3 separate regions of the Homo sapiens genome follow, and regions 1 and 3 are each linked to region 2. Evidence: chromatin loops called from intact Hi-C (ENCODE). Cell type or tissue: heart left ventricle. All regions are shown on one strand. Links, peaks and the distances in the headings refer to the core of each region. The heading gives the core; the rest is flanking DNA. Region 1 overlaps NF1 (neurofibromin 1). Region 2 holds the start of TEFM (transcription elongation factor, mitochondrial). Region 3 overlaps NF1 (neurofibromin 1).

What was found. Hi-C counts contacts between places; a loop is a spot of excess contacts. Peaks named below come from ENCODE experiments on the same cell type or tissue, not always from the same donor. Only the 100,000 strongest peaks of a DNase experiment are listed, where the experiment ranks them.
Region 1: it touches region 2 in a loop (2.4-fold over the local background); 20 of 110 quality-filtered maps call a loop at or near these places.
Region 3: a loop joins it to region 2, with 5 times the contacts of the local background. A loop is called at or near these places in 20 of 110 quality-filtered maps.

What each region holds. Positions count from the first base shown.
Region 1 is chr17:31,203,547-31,206,084 of GRCh38, reverse strand. All of the region lies in intron 11 of NF1 (neurofibromin 1), which reads right to left. Among named protein-coding and RNA genes, the nearest start is that of OMG, 92 kb to the left of the region's middle. In heart left ventricle, for the core only: no CTCF peak of the experiment used is centred there; no DNase peak of the experiment used is centred there.
Region 2 is chr17:30,903,847-30,908,864 of GRCh38, reverse strand. It overlaps TEFM (transcription elongation factor, mitochondrial), which reads left to right and starts at 2,627. Exons shown (of 4, transcript NM_024683.4): 1 at 2,627-2,697; 2 at 4,336-4,799. The coding sequence starts at 2,667. RefSeq lists enhancers at 1,089-1,889, 1,868-2,137. In heart left ventricle, for the core only: no CTCF peak of the experiment used is centred there; a DNase peak (open chromatin) is centred at 2,574; H3K4me3 peaks cover 2,272 bases; H3K27ac peaks cover 949 bases.
Region 3 is chr17:31,214,795-31,218,370 of GRCh38, reverse strand. All of the region lies in intron 13 of NF1 (neurofibromin 1), which reads right to left. Among named protein-coding and RNA genes, the nearest start is that of OMG, 81 kb to the left of the region's middle. In heart left ventricle, for the core only: a CTCF peak has its summit at 2,023 (motif pointing right); no DNase peak of the experiment used is centred there.

The DNA.
Region 1 (2,538 bases), core at 1-2,500, 300 kb before region 2:
TCTTTAATTCAAACACTAACTCATACATATTATATTATAAAACATAATAGTGAGCATGAGACAAATTGCCCACTTTATGAGCATGTGCATGTGAGACATCTTTTCTCGATGATTAGCCAGTGAATTTGAAAAATAAAGTCTTCAGAGAGCTAATCTGTAGCCAATCTTCTTTTTTTTTTTTTAAGTTTAATGTTTTACAATTTCTGGCACACGTGCATACATGGCATATATTTTCCCAGGTAAGAATGCTATTATCAAAGCTTTAAAAGTGATTAGTGGTTCAACACAGTATTAAAAGTGTATGTGGAAAACCATTACTTATATGTTTACAGACAACAATGATAATTACAACATGAAATTAGTAAATGAAATAAAACTATTAAGTAAACCTATAAATTGATATGCAATGATGACATGATATATGGGAGACTAACAATTACCATAAACAAAGACAAACTGATCCTAGTGAAATATTTTTTAAACAATTATTTTATGTATTTTCTATTTCAATTTACCCTGTTTAACTCTGATGTCTAGTTTTTAGTGCCTATTTTATTTGGAAGTGTATCTTTAACTTTAAAATGAATTACTTGATATATTATTAAAAAATGACAATTGTGAAAATCACTATATCTTTAAAGTCTATCATTTAATAAAAAACTGACTGGATGAATTTTCACTACATATGTAGACTATGCATTAAATGACCTAAAATGTAGGCTTCTAATTTATAATACTCCAGATGTTTATTTAAAAAATCTGGAAGAATAATACATTCAAATTGTAGATAAGAGGGATTGAATAGCCTCACATCTCTCACATTTCAGTCCCAGATTTTTTCTTATTCAAAACTAAGCTAATTGAAGTCTCGACATTTTAATTTCTTCACTTGGAATTCTCAGAATATTTTGAATAGCATCGAGTTATATTACCTTAACCCAAACTGTGGATTACAAATCCTGTTCGCCGGATAGTAAAATATAAAACCAACTTATGATACACATTTTGAATACTGAACTCCATTCAGGGAGGAATCCCAAAACTGGGAGGGAAGAAATGCTTTTTTGGGACAGTATGGTTGTTTACATTTTTCCCTCAACTCCTACTTTATTTAATCTAGTTTCTACAAATGATCAATTTTTAGTCTGATAGTATAATGGATTCCTCCAACTCTCAGCAATTTTGACTTGCCCAAAGCAACCAATGCAACTTGATTTCCTTATACTTACTAAATTATACAGCTTGTGTTAATCAGCCTAAAGTAACAAAAAGCTGAATAATAACAAAGTACATTGAGTGAAGGGTCTTCCTTACCCAACACATCTCGTAAGATCTTGTCAGAAACTGATAAACTAAGAAAGGCATCCCATATAACATCCTATTCAAATTACTGTGTCTTTTTTTAATAGCTTTTGAAACCGTATTGTGGTACCAGGTGCACCACATAAAATAACTTTAGGCTTAAGATTTAGTAATTTTCATAGTTTTCATTTTTCATAATATATTCATTTTAAAGTAAAATACACATTTTCAAATAAAATAAGTATGAAAAACTAGACATCATGTGGTTGGCAAAAAAGTTTAGTATTTTGAGCAGTTACTAAATGTGCCCTTCCTGAACACCAGTCAATTAAAGTAGACTTACTCTTTTTTTCCTTGAAAATACCATGTTTATAGCCAAATGGCAACACTTACATAATATGAACAAATTATGTGGCAATTCCTTAAGAGATTTAAATAATTTTCAAATGCCTTGGAAACAATTCCTTTCAACTACAACCTCTCAGTAGAAAGCAATCATCTCATTTTCAGTATGTGAACTATCCATATGTAAATTACGATAAATTGTCGTAAGGAAAAAACAGAAATAAGTAATATACCAGCTATAGCATGTACCAGTGATGGCTAAGATAATTGGTTCATAAGTGTGTATATTACTTTTTAAATTTCCCAATTACATATCTAATTTAACCTAAAGGAAGTCTATGAAGATTATGCATATAACATAGATCTTACAACTATTAATTCATCTCTTATGGCACATCATAATAAAAAAGATGACAGTACAACTACTATTTTAGTAACTGCTAGGAACCTGCATTATAATAAGAATCAAATAGTGGATATATTTTAGATTTTCTAAGAAGAAACACTAGAATATTTTAGATCTAAACTCAGTACTTATGAACTGAGTATGAGTATGTTTCACAAAAGTAGAACTCCAAACACCTTACTACTTCTACACAAACCCTCAATACACATCACTAAAACTTTTATCTTATTTGAGAATGTGATGCTTTAAAAAAAATGTGTGGACTGGCTAAAGAACCATGGGAGAAGAGAACTTATGAGGTACATTGAACCAAGAATCATTAGAAAAAAAATTTACACTACGAATGAATTTAAGATCAGAAGTCCAAATATCTAAGAATAATTTCATGTGATTTTTCAAGACAAAAATATTGCCATAATAAATGTCTTCAAATGAAACTCTAAAATAGTCAATCTCATAAATTTCTATATTCACTTTATAAATAG
Region 2 (5,018 bases), core at 1,462-3,961:
GAGGTTCAGAGAGGATAAGAAACTGACTATGGTGATGCAGTTACTAAGTGATAAACTGTGTCTTGCTAGCGAACCAGACCATCTCTGAAAGCAACACCAGGAATCCTTATGGCCTCTTGTATTAGTTTCTTAGGGCTGCTGTAACAAATGACCACAAACTGGTCATTTATTCTCTCCAGTTCAGGAGGCTGGAAGCCCAAAATCAAGGTGTTATCCGGGCTTGTTCCTTCAAAGGGCTCTAAGGGGACTCTGGCCCATGCCTCTCTCCTAGTTTCTAGTGACTATTGGCAACCCTTGGCCTTTCTGGGTTTGTAGAAAGCATCATTCCAATCTCCGCTTCCATCTTCACATGGCATTCACAGAGTCATCTTCTCATAAGAACAGCAGCCATGTTGGATTAGTCCCTGCCCCAGTCCAGCGTGTCCTCATTTTATTTTATTTATTTACTTATTTTTTTGAGACAGAGTCTCGCTCTGTCGCCCAGGCTGGAGTGCAGTGGTGCCATCTCAGCTCGCTGCAAGCTCTGCCTCCCGGGTTCACGCCATTCTCCTACCTCAGCCTCCTGAGTAGCTGGGACTACAGGCGCCCGCCACCACGCCCGGCTAATTTTTTGTATTTTTTAGTAGAGACGGGGTTTCACCGTGTTATCCAGGATGGTCTCGATCTCCTGACCTCGTAATCCCCCCTCCTCGGCCTCCCAAAGCGCTGGGATTACAGGCGTGAGCCACCGTGCCGGCCTTCCTGTCCTCATTTTAATTAGTTACATCTACAATGACCTTATTTGGAAATAATAAGGTACTGGGGGTTAGGACTTCAACAAATCTGTTTTGAGGGATGCAATTCAATCATAACATCTCAGTAAACTGAATAAGCCCTACAGTTGAGGAAATTATTTCCTCCTGATTTGGAGGATTTTGCAGAAAAAAGTTGATGTTATTTCTTGTTAGATTCCTAAGTTCCCCAGAAACTGCCAAGGTTTCTAGACTTCCTATGAGCAATTTTTTTTCTTTTTTTGAGACAAGGTCTGGCTCTGTCCCCCACGCTGGAGTGTGGTGACACGATCTCCACTCACTGCAACCTCTACCTCCCGGGCTCAGGTGATTCTCCCACCTCAGCCTCCTGAGTAGCTGGGATAACAGGCGTGCTCCACCACACCCGGCTAATTTTTTCGTAGAGACGGGGTTTCGCCATGTTGCCCAGGGTGGTCTGGAACTCAAGAGCTCAAGCGATCCGCCCGTCTCGGCCTCCCAAAGTGCTGGAATTACACTTTGGGAGCCACTGCTCCCGACCAGCACATTTTATTAATACTTATGATTCCCCTACATCCCCACTGCCTTCCAGACACAAACAATCAACCCATTGCTGCCTCATAAAAACGCAAACTCATCACCTTTCCCTCCCTCCTGAATTCCCCGTTTTTCACAAAACTGGCTCCCCATCTTCCAGAAATAATTCTTTTCTTTCCACTCTCCTTACATCTCCTAGGTTCAATTCCTTACGGTTGGCCAGGCGCAGTGGCCCACGCCTGTAATCCCAGCACTTTGGGAGGCCGAGTCGGGCGGATCACCTGAGGTCAGGAGTTCGAGACCAGCCTGGCCAACATGGTGACACCTGTCTCTACTAAAAATACAAAAATTAGCCGGGCGTAGTGGCGCTCGCCTGTAATCTCAGCTACTCGGGAGGCTGAGGCACGAGAATCACTTGAAATCGGGAGGCGGAGTTTGCAGTGAGTCCAGATCGCACCACTGCACTCCAACCTGGGCGACAGAGCAAGACTGTTAAAAAAAAAATTCCTTACGCTTGCCTCTCACCTGGGAAGATACACTCTCTTCGCGACTTCTCATTGCTCCCAGGCTCTTCACCTGCAATCCAGCCTCACATTCGCTATACAGTATATGGCCAATTTTCTAGGAACACTCTCCAGTCTGACTGCAAATCATAAACCTCGGGGACTTCAGGCTTCCTATCTGGTGGAGTATTCAACTGCTCCACCCATTATTCAAGGACCAACTAAATTCGGCGCTACATTCATCTCCCTTTATCCCTTCTAAGAGGAATACCGCTCCAGCGCCAACGCAATCTCCTCCTCCCTCGCCTTTACCTAATCCCTTGCCTGCCCTGTTTCCCCGCTGAGCTCCTCAAACACTTCGCATCTCTCCCCGTTATTCCAGTCTACCTGGTGAAAAGGTTATTTGAGGACCTTGTCTACGCTGCCCCTACCTGATCCCGCTCCCGGCGCCACAGGCTGGGCCCCAACAGGAGCTCCTCAATCTAAGTGTCTAGGAGAAACCCAGGGAGTCTCCACGAAGGAGGCACTTTACCCACTACAGACTAAAACTGGCCTCGGAATCGCCTTCCTGGAGATTCGGCCCAGCGGCTCTCAGGAGTCGGTAGGGGCAAGAACGTTTCCCCGGTGCAGTGGAAGAAGACTGCGGGCCAGCCAGGGACTCGGGATCCGGGGACAGGGCCTCGGCAGGCGCCCGCCTGGAAGCCCGCAGCCCAGACGCGGACGACCCACTGCTCAGCGGGACACACCTCGGGCCTTGCCCCGGAACGCCGCTTGGACAACAACCTTTCCGCCGAGTGCAGGCCGAGCGCTTTTGGGCGCAGCACGCAGGAACCGGAAGTCAATGGAGGAAGACTGGACCTACTGATTCAACTTGGAGATGAGCGGGTCTGTCCTCTTCACGGCGGGAGGTAGGGTGCTTGGAACACTGGGGTGATTTCCCGTCTGTCATTAGCCTCTGACCCTAGAGGCTAATGGAATACGGCGGGAGGTAGGGTGCTTGGAACACTGGGGTGATTTCCCGTCTGTCATTAGCCTCTGACCCTAGAGGCTAATGGAATACGGCTGGAGGTATTCTGGAGGAACCTGGAGTGTTTCCTTCCTCATGTCCCTCATGTCCTAGAGTGTTTCCTTCCTCATGTCCCTTGTTCAGGCCCCTCTCTTGGGGCCCCAGCCTAGCTGACGGGGCAGTTTTCGGAACATTTGTGCTTCCCCGGCCTCAGGGTCCACGGGTGGCTCCTCAGAGTGGGCGGATGGTTCACATTCTCACAGCCGCTTGCTTACCTCTGGCCACATTACTTTCCTGTGGCTGCGATGTTAGAGTGACTTCCCACTGGTTTTACAAAGTTATGCATTGTATGGTGTTTCTCATACTTGCAAAAACGTCATGTAGAAGTCTTGAAAAGTGTACGGAAGAAAGTAAAACTGCCCTTAAATCTATCACTTAGCTGAAACATTTCTTATAAACGTACAAAATTTAATTTTATTTAGTTCCACCAGATGAGATACTAAAATGTGAAAATGGAAGTGAAGACAAAACCCTTTTTTTTTTTTTTTTGAGACGGAGTTTCGCTCTTGTTGCCGAGACTGGAGTGCAATGGTGCGATCTCGGCTCACCGCAACCTCCGCCTTCCGGGCTCAAGCGATTCTCCTGCCTCAGCCTCCCGAGTAGCTGGGATTACAGGCATGTGCCACCACGCCCGGCTAATTTTGTATTATTAGTAGAGACAGGGTTTCTCCATGTTGGTCAGGCTGGTCTCGAACTCCCGACCTCAGGTGATCCGCCCACCTCGGCCTCCCAAAGTGCTGGGATTATAAGCGTGAGTCACCGCGCCCGGCCTAAGACAAACCTTAACAGGAAATATTAGTTACAAAAAGATTCCTCTAAATTAAAAATATCAGAAACTTTAAGCAGTTGGAATAATTATTTCAACTACTTGCTTCCTGATGGGTATAAAATACAATTTTCTAGGTAGTAAAACTTCGGACTGATCCATAAATATCGGGAGACATCTCTCGTGACTTGAAAACAACAAAAGCTCTATTTAAAACTCTATATAATATAGTTTAAAAACTAATCCTCTTTTAAAGATGATTCTCGGGCCGGGCACAGTGGCTCACGCCTGTAATCCCAGCACTTTGGGAGGCTGAGGTGGGCGGATCACGAGGTCAGGAGATGGAGACCATCCTGGCTAACACTGTGAAACCCCGTCTCTACTAAATATACAAAAAATTAGCCGGGCGTGGTGGCAGGCGCCTGTAGTCCCAGCCACCTGGGAGGCTGAGGCAGGAGAATGGCGTGAACCTGGGAGGCGGAGCTTGCAGTGAGCCGAGATCGGCCACTGCACTCCAGCCTGGGCAACAGAGCAAGACTCCGTCTCAAAAAAAAAAAAAAAAGATGATTCTCCAAGACAATTTAATATTGTCCTCTATTAGTTCTTAAATTCCAGGAAAGTATTTGTGACTTTGCAAAGGATCTAGTCAAGCTTGCAACTAACCCCAAAGGAAGTAGGACATCCAACTTATATTTTGCTAAATTTTCCTTTTAGAGAGGTGGAGATGCTTTCTGACCCCGTCGAGGTCATCCCTGTACTGGGCCTTACATAATTTCTGCTGTCGGAAAAAATCCACTACACCTAAGAAAATTACTCCCAATGTTACTTTTTGTGATGAAAATGCAAAGGAGCCCGAAAATGCACTTGACAAGCTCTTCTCTTCAGAACAGCAGGCTTCCATCTTGCATGTGTTGAATACAGCATCTACTAAAGAACTTGAAGCTTTCCGATTGCTTCGTGGAAGAAGGTCCATCAATATCGTAGAGCACAGAGAAAACTTTGGGCCATTTCAGAATTTAGAGAGTTTAATGAATGTGCCCTTGTTTAAGTATAAAAGTACAGTTCAAGTTTGTAACTCCATACTTTGTCCAAAGACTGGACGGGAAAAAAGAAAGTCACCGGAAAACCGGTTCCTGAGAAAGCTCCTCAAACCAGACATAGAAAGAGAAAGACTTAAGGTATATTCTTCATGTCTGCTATACTGCCTAATATTTGAGAACCTACTCTAGAAAGCACTCTTCTGGGCATTGGGTTGGGAAGTGGCTAAGACAGGGTTCTTCAGGTTTAGTTGGCAAGTATATGATCACTACCAAATAATGAGATGTACAGATAGTAAATTGGCAGTTGAGAGGAGAGAAAACAATGGGCTGTGACTGTTGTGGAAAGTTTACTGGAAG
Region 3 (3,576 bases), core at 1,058-3,557, 310 kb before region 2:
TCCACATCTATACTTGTTCATTAATGTGAATAATGTCCAGGGAAAATCCTAATGAAAACAAAAACCACGAATTCCCATTAAAAATTACATCAACAATATGAGGAATAATTTTTTTTCCAACAATAGTAAACTGGCTAAAGAACGTATCTCTGGTTTGGAACTTACTGGTTTTGAGCTTATACATGATTGTGATCAAAGGTAAAGGACATACATGTTGGATAAGGATTGCATGATTATCCTGTACAGCCCTCTTGACCCATACAAAGGTCCTGCCCAAATCCACACAGCTGGTAACAAAGCAAAGGCTAGAATTTGCATCGGCAGATACCCATACTTCGGTCCTTTTCATCGTGGAAAAATATAGTGTACTAAGCAAAGAAAATTAACGTTATGTAAAAATGTGAATGCCTACCTTTTTTTTTTTTTTTTTTGAAACGGAGTGCAATGGCGTGATCTCGGCTCACTGCAACCTCTGCCTCCTGGGTTCAACCGATTCTCCTGCCTCAGCCTCCCGAGTAGCTGGGATTACAGGCATGCGCCACCACGTCTAGCTAATTTTTGCATTATTATTAGAGATGGGGTTTCACCATGTTGGCCAGGCTGGTCTCGAACTCCTGACCTCAGGTGATCCACCTGCCTCGGCTTCCCAACATGCTGGGATTACAGATGTGAGCGACCACGCCCTGCCGAATGCCTACCTATTTAGAGACTAAAATGTTTCTCTTAACTTGGAAGCATATATTTGCACTTCAAGAATATATGGTTTGGCCAGGCATGGTGGCTCATGCCTGTAATCCCAGCACTTTGGGAGGCCAAGGCAGGCGGAGTGCTTGAGGTCAGGAGTTCGAGACTAGCCTGGCCAACATGAAGAAACCCCATCTCTCCTAAAAGTACAAGCCGGTTTGGTGGCGGGTGCTTGTAATCTCAGCTACCTGGGAGGCTGAGGCAGGAGAATCACTTCAACCCAGGAGGCGGAGGTTGCAGAGAGCTGAGATCACACCACTGCACTCTAGCCTGGGCAATATAGTGAGACTCTGTCTCAGAAAAAAAAAAAAGAAGAATATATGAAGCCAATGCAACTTGTGTCCCATATTTTATTTTGCTAACTATAGATTTTTCCCCATTATAATGACTAAGGTAAGCCCTCACTGCAATATATCTGTAATTCAAAACCGTTAGCTTATTTTCTGACATTCATATAAATTCATCCAAAACCAAATCATTTTTATTGAATGCCAAAGACACAACAATGAAAAAGAGAAGATGTGTTTCCCATCCTCCATGAGCATGTAGTCTCATGGGGGAAGATATCATCAATGAAATAATCAGATCAACAAGTATAAAAATGCAAATCACATAAGAGCTATTATTAAGGTACATGCTGCTATGACAGCCTATAACATGGAAAAGTGTCCGACTCAGGGAGGCTTCCTTAGTGCAGTGACAATAGCTTAGAATGAGTAGGAATTACTATGTTAAGAGTAAGCAGATTCTAGGCAGAGGGAAAAGCAACTGCAAGGGAGGTATGAAGGCATGTGGTTAGAAAGACTGAAAGGAAGACCATCATGAATAGAGTAAAGGAAGACAAAAAATGTAATGCTACATGTGGAAGAAATGGTAGATGGGAGAAAGATTTTGCACGACCCTGTAGATCTATTTGGAGTTTGGTCTTCATAAGCAAGAGCAATTTCAACTAAAAGGGTTCAAGCTGAGAGGGGGCATAATAAGATTTGCTTTTTAAAGAGACTGCCATAACTTCAGTGTGGAGAAATGATCAGGGGGATCTAAGAAACGATGCAAGCTGAGTAATTAGGAGGCTTGAGAAATTGAGAGTACTAAAATGGAAGACAAAATCATATTACTTTAAAAATACCATGATTGAGACCATTTAATAATTATTCCTACATTCCTCCTAAATTACTAAGACTCAGATTTTTTATGTAAAAGACAAAATGGTCAAATATTTACAACGAATCTTCTATTTTAATGTACTTATGGTTACCTTGAGAAAACTTATTAACCACTAGATGGCAGCAAAGCAAATAATTTCCATTTTAAATGATCCTTGGAAAATGGCAAGTTTTGCTTAAATTCTTCTTGAAGCAACATTTAGTAGAAACGGCATTGGTGAGTTTGGTGCCTGCTTTGAATGTGAATTATCACCACGTAAACAGAGTACTGCTAGTATTATGTGACCTTCATGATGAAATAATGCCACAAATAGCTTGTAACACATAACAAAGGAATGAAGAGAAAGGGAACTTCATTTTTTTATAGAGTTTCACTGACAGGTTTTATGGAATTTTTTCATGCCAAAGATCTGTTTATTCTAATTAGACTTTCAAACTTGAATGGGTTTTTCAGGCTTAAAGTATCACAGGCCTTCTTTTGGGGTCACTGATCCTTTGGGAATGTTCCTTCTTCTCTCCTCTCCACTCTCCAAGAAAAATTACTCATAAATACACATTTTTAAAAAATTCACGAAGTTTCATAGAACTCTTGGAATCATAGGCATGTAGTTACAAACTCCCTGTATTACAGTAATTTAAAAAATATGCCACCAAAATCGAAAGCACCTTAACACTTTTTAAAAAGCCAGTTACTGAGCAAAACGATAAGAAACCTTGCTTGATGCTGCTCTCCAGGGACTGAAGAAGCTCAACAAAGGTTAAACATGTCATCCTATGAAAGACACAATATAGAACTATTACATTTGGTGCATTAATTAGTGTTAAATTGTATCTTATTAATAGCAATAATAGCTAACATTTATTTAGTGCTTATTATGCACCAGGCATTGTTCCTAAAGCATTGTATGTACTATTTCAATTTTCCTAACAGTATCTCTGAGATAGGAACTATTATGATCCCAATATATCAGATGAGAAAACTAAGGCATAGAAAGATTAAATAGTCATCCAAATCACATAGCTAGTAGGTAGTCTCCAGCGTCCATGCTGTTAATCACTTCATTATGACTCATTTTTATTATTTGCGTTGTTCCTAATTACTCTGTGTACCAGAGTGATGTTCTCAGAAATTTAATATCATCTGAGGCAGTAAGAGTAGTTATGACAATAACTGACTACTAGCCAGGCATGGGGGCTCATGCCTGTAATCACAGCACTTGGGGAGGCCGAGGCTGGAGGATGGCTTGAGGTCAGGAGTTCGAAGGCAGTGAGCCATCACTGCTCCACTGCTCTCTAGCTTGGGAAGCAGAGCAAGACCCTGTCTCAAAATAATAATAATAATGATAATCACACTAACTCAAGTACTAACCACACCCATTTTCACCTCATTCTTTTTCCAATACAGTATTTGTAGGCAGAGCCAATGATAACAGAAAGCTGATAACACAAAGAAAGGGGGATAGAAAAGCTAAACTGGCAAAAGCAATCTGGAGATTTTTTAAACCAACAGTATAGATGTAGACACTGTGATCGATGGTCACTTCTATCCCCCATACCAGGATTATACCTGAATAATATATAACTTAGTAATAGGATGAGAACAGAGATCTCATCAAAGTATGTTAGTTTAATGATAGGGAAATTAAGAAGAAAGAGAAATGTTAGG